Linked DNA regions of Homo sapiens: region 2 is linked to region 1. A link is a loop called in an ENCODE intact Hi-C map of the cell type or tissue named here. Cell type or tissue: mammary epithelial cell. All regions are shown on one strand.

Region 1 (2,500 bases):
ATCTATTCTACAGATAAGACCTAGACATGTCATATCTATGGGATCATTCCCTGTGACCTTTTGTGCATGGTTCTTTCACCGAGCGTGTTTTCAGGATTCATCCATGTTGGAGCATGTCAGTATTGAATTCCTTCCTATGGCTGAGTCATATTCCAGGGTATATACATACTGGAATTTGTTTATCCATTCATTCCTTAGAGGACATGTGGGCTGTGTCCACCCTTTGGCTGTTGTGCATGATGCTGCTGTGAACATTTTGTGTACATGTACTTGTTTGATGCCTGTTTTTAATCCTTTTGCACATATACCTTAGAATTGCAGAGTCATATGGTAATTTTATGTCTAACTTTTTGAGGAACTGCCAAACTATACATTTCTTTTTTAAATAGCAACCTTACTCTGGTACTTTTCCTGTATATACAAAGAGAAAAATGGGTGGAAAATCCCTGGACTAGGAGTCAAGAAACCTGGGTTCTTTTTCTACCTTTGCCACTAACCAGCTAGGTAAACTCAAACCAGTCACTTCCCTTCTCTCGGCTTTTGTTTCTTCATCTGAAAAGAAAGGGGATTGGATGAATCTAGTGTTCTTTAAATTCTTTTCCTCTTGTAAGGTTTTGTTGGAAAAACTGGGTTCCAGAGAGGAAAGAGGGAGAGAATTGCTACACAGCTAAATGTGATTATCTTGAGATTCTTTTTCCACTCTATTGCTAAATAGTGAATTTAAAATATCCCATACAATTGGGCTTTTTTTTCTTGCCAATGTGTATCTGATTTAATGAATAGCTTCTGGCTTCCTAATTCTATCAAGAGTCCCAAAATAAAATATCCGTCTCTTTCCCTTCACTTCCTACTGCTTGGCAGCTCCTAAACCAAACATGGTGGTCGTGGAGCCCGGATGGGAGCCATCCCTGCTGCCCCTGCTGTGCCTTCCTCTATCGCAGGTTCCCTCAGCACTAAGGGTTCAGTTGCCTGATCTGAGTCTGGTCTTTGGAGATGTATAAGCCAAGGAGAGGCATTAGTGGATTCTTTCTGCGACAGTATAAGGACCATCTTAGAGAGTTGGGAAGGTGAACCAAAGACCTCCTGTGATGCCTTCTAGCCAGAGGGTCCCTCCTTGGGAGATTTTCTACTCTCTTAACCCTCTTTCAGCTTGTTGGTTTCCTCTCCAGAGAGCACCGTCTGTGTAGGGGCGGATTTTTTTTGTTCCACTAATGAGTAGCCTTCACAGTATGCCACCCAGGTCCACAGCATGTGCTCTCCTGCGCCGCCTGGTGGTTTTCTGGGGAAACGTGAGGTTTTAAAAAGCACATGATGGTCCAAATGGCTTCTTATTTCATCCATTTAATCATTCGTTCATTTTTTCATCCATCCATATGTCGATCCCTCTCACAGTTTTGAGGATCTGCTATGTTTTAGGTACTATGGTCGATTCTAAGAATAAAACAGTAAACAAGATAGGGTACCTTCCCTTATAAAAAAGCTTTCATTTTCATAGGGGAGATAGACAAGTGGCTTTTGGAATGAATACAAAGTGAAATGTGCCATAATGGGGGAAGTAAAGGGTGTGCAGGAGCACAGATGAAGGACACGTATGTCATACCTGGCAAATACTAACGAGAGAGGGCAGACACAGAGTGTTCTAGACCAGAGCTTAATGGTGCAAAAGTCAGTAAGCAAGACCAAGCATGATGTACCGAGGGAGCTGGTAGAAGAGCAGTCTTGGCTGGAACACAGGATGCAAGGGAGAGATGAGCAGTGAGCTAGCAGAGGGGATGCATTATGCAGGGCCTCTGAGCCATGTCAAGGACACTACCTTTAACTCCCAAGCAGCAGTGAGCTATTGAGAGTTGCACTAGGGGAGTAGCACATTTCTGTTTGCCTTTAGAAATAACAGCTTTGGTTATGAGTGGAGAGTAAATCAGAGGGGCATATCACACTGCATCCCATAAATGCGTACAATTATTATGTGTCAATTAAAAATAATAAAGTAAAAAACAAACCACAGGGGGGAAAAGTGGACCTGGAGAGACCACTTAGGAAGCTGTTGCAGTAACTCTGGCATGAAATGTTGGTGATCAAAACCACGGTGGTGGCAGTGGGAAAGGAGGCAAGTGGAGGAGTCCAGAAATATACACAAAGTTGAGGTTTGGTGCTGGGCCCAGCTTCTGGGAAAGAAACTGCAAAAATGTGAATAAGAATCCTTTAGTTTGCCCCATATCCTGGCACAAGGGAAGTCCCTTGTCCTATTGCAATAATCAGTGACCTGCTTTTTGCTCCAGGTCTCCAGAAGGATGGCCTTGTCTCCCAGGATCTCTCGCCCCCTCAGAGAGCAGGCACTGGAGTCCTGTTCTTATCTTCTGCACCCTCAGTCAGGGTGGATAGGAGATGGTGCATGTGCACAATTGAGAGTGGGCTTCAATTTGCTGCCGAATAAAATAGGAGCAGGAGAATGATGTGTCCATCTGATAGGTAGCTATGAATCTAGGAAAACTGGAGGAAT
Region 2 (2,500 bases), 430 kb before region 1:
AAACAAAAAACAAAAAAAACCCTTTAATTCTAATTAAAACCTAAATGTAGCTACTTAAAAGGAAGCAGGCCGGGCGCGGTGGCTCACGCCTATAATCCCAGTACTTTGGAAGGCCAAGGTGGGCGGATCATGAGGTCAAGAAATCGAGACCGTCCTGGCCAACATGATGAAACTCCGTCTTTTCCAAAAATACAAAAATTAGCTGGGAGTGGTAGCGCGCGCCTGTAGTCTCAGCTACTCGGGAGGCTGAGGCAGGAGAATCACTTGAACCCGGGAGGCGGTGGTTGCAGTGAGCCGAGATCGCGCTACTGCACTCCAGCCTGGCGACAGAGTAAGACACCATCTCAAAACTGAAAAAAAAAAAAAAAGAAAAAAAGGTAGCAACCTATATGGAGTGAACAGAAAGAGCTTTTCTTCGGGAGCGCCCGGATAGCTCAGTCGGTAGAGCATCAGACTTTTAATCTGAGGGTCCAGGGTTCAAGTCCCTGTTCGGGCGTTTGTAGTTTTCGTTACTTTAACCTGCTAAATTATCCCATCAAGTCCCAAGAGCGGACATCGTAAACCCTTACATTTCAAGTTGAATTCAAATCATTTTTCACTGGGTTCAGAATATGCTAGATAGACGTGTTTTCAGGGAGGAAAAAAAATGACTGAAAAGTCATTTAATTTCTTGGAGAGTATCGAGGTCTGGCACAGTGGTTTCCCAGAAAAATATTTGTTTTTTGATGGCTCATAATTGAGAAAGGAAGAAAAAAACTTAAAAGCAAGCACCTTGTGCTCTCACCACAAAAAAAGGTATGCGAGGTAATGCATAACCTTATCAGTTTGATTTAATCATTCAACAATATATACGTATTTCAGAACATGGTGTTATACACCATAATGTGTACAATTTGTATTTGTTCATTGAGGAAAAGAGAACAAGACGCCCGAACAGGGACTTGAACCCTGGACCCTCAGATTAAAAGTCTGATGCTCTACCGACTGAGCTATCCGGGCTCCCGTAGACAACAGCTTGTTCTGCCGTTTCTTACATAAGAATGAGGACCCTTGAGTGATTGCATCATCCACACTGTGAGACTGCTTTAACGCCAAGAAAGTTCGTGATTCGTGCGTAAAAGGAAAAACAGAAGGCCCAAATTCTGCGCCTTTCACCAGCATCACCAGCTAATTTAGAATTGCGAGATATTTATGCGCCTAGTAAGCATGATTAGGTAGGCTTTTTTTATTTGTAGTTAAATAGGTTCAGGATTAAAAGAATGGCGAGGTGTCACTTTTGAAGTGCTGTAATAACCTTCGATCTATTTTACCATTGATAACAGAATGGGCATCAGTGCTAAAACCTATCCAATAATAGAAAAAAATGAATCTGTCTAAGAGACTATGAATATGCTGTTCTGAAGCTATCGGGTTGCACTGTGCGGTATAAAGTGAGAGAAAGGAAGGATGGTGAGGTTATCCAATAGGTCGCCTGAAAGCATCCAAGTTGTTTTTTTGTTTTTGTTTTTGTTTTTTTTGAGACGGAGCCTCCCTCTGTCGCCCAGGCTGGCGTGCAATGGCACGATCTCTCGGCTCACTGCAACCTCCACCTCCCGGGTTCAAGCAATTCTCCTGCCTCAGCCTTCCGAGTAGCTGGGATTACAGGCGCCTGCCACCATGCCCAGCTAATTTTTGTATTTTTGGTAGAGACTGGGTTTCATCGTGTTGGCCAATCTGGTCTCGAATTCCTGACCTCCGGTGATTGGCCCGGCGCATCCAAGTAATTTTAAGGGGCGCAAACTCTGGAAGAGTTCACCAGCAGCGACCTTGGGGGTAGAAGCCCTACTAAGCTAGAGAGACAGGAAAACTGAACATGGCATTGAAGAGAGATTGTTTTGATCTTGGCATTGGAGGTTCTTCCCTTCCGTAGCCATCAGTAATTTGAGCACTGCCCTTTGCTATGGAGCTGGTGTTGAGAATGACCACGGTAGAGCTTTGAGAGTGGGACAGTAAAGGTCTTTGTTAGCTGATGTTACTTCACCTTAATTCCATCCTTAACCTCTTTCGGGGTGATTGCTCTGGTCCAGCAATTCCACTTTTAGGAATTTGTCCTGAAGAAATAATCAGAGGTGACGGGGCGCGGTGGCTCACGCCTGTAATGCCAGCACTTTGGGAGGCCCAGGAGGGCGGATCACGAGGTCAGGAGTTCGAGACCAACCTGATCGACATGGTGAAACCCCGTCTCTACTAAAAAATACAAAAAAGTTAGCCGGGCGTGGTGGCACACTCCTGTAATCCCATCTACTCAGGAGGCTGAGTCAGGAGAATCGCTTGAAGCTGGGAGGCGGAGGTTGCAGTGAGCCGAGATAACACCACTGCACTCCAGCCTGGGCGACAGGGAGAGACTCTGTCTCAAAAAAAAAAAAAAAAAAAAAAAAGAAGAATCAGGGGTGTACAAAAAGATCTGACTACAGGAGAGATCGTCACGGCATTTTAATCAGAAACGAGAAAAATAGCTACA

What was found. Hi-C counts contacts between places; a loop is a spot of excess contacts. Peaks named below come from ENCODE experiments on the same cell type or tissue, not always from the same donor. Only the 100,000 strongest peaks of a DNase experiment are listed, where the experiment ranks them.
Region 2: it touches region 1 in a loop (5-fold over the local background); 1 of 110 quality-filtered maps calls a loop at or near these places.

Annotation. Positions count from the first base shown.
Region 1 is chr1:204,940,651-204,943,150 of GRCh38, forward strand. All of the region lies in intron 2 of NFASC (neurofascin), which reads left to right. Among named protein-coding and RNA genes, the nearest start is that of CNTN2, 100 kb to the right of the region's middle. RefSeq lists a silencer at 1,186-1,285. In mammary epithelial cell, a CTCF peak has its summit at 1,270 (motif pointing left); no DNase peak of the experiment used is centred here.
Region 2 is chr1:204,506,104-204,508,603 of GRCh38, forward strand. TRK-TTT3-1 (tRNA-Lys (anticodon TTT) 3-1) reads left to right here and starts at 424; the gene lies at 424-496. It overlaps TRK-TTT3-2 (tRNA-Lys (anticodon TTT) 3-2), which reads right to left and starts at 999; the gene lies at 927-999. RefSeq lists an enhancer at 369-1,285 and silencers at 457-536, 877-926. In mammary epithelial cell, no CTCF peak of the experiment used is centred here; DNase peaks (open chromatin) are centred at 478 and 1,018; H3K4me3 peaks cover 1,909 bases; H3K27ac peaks cover 963 bases.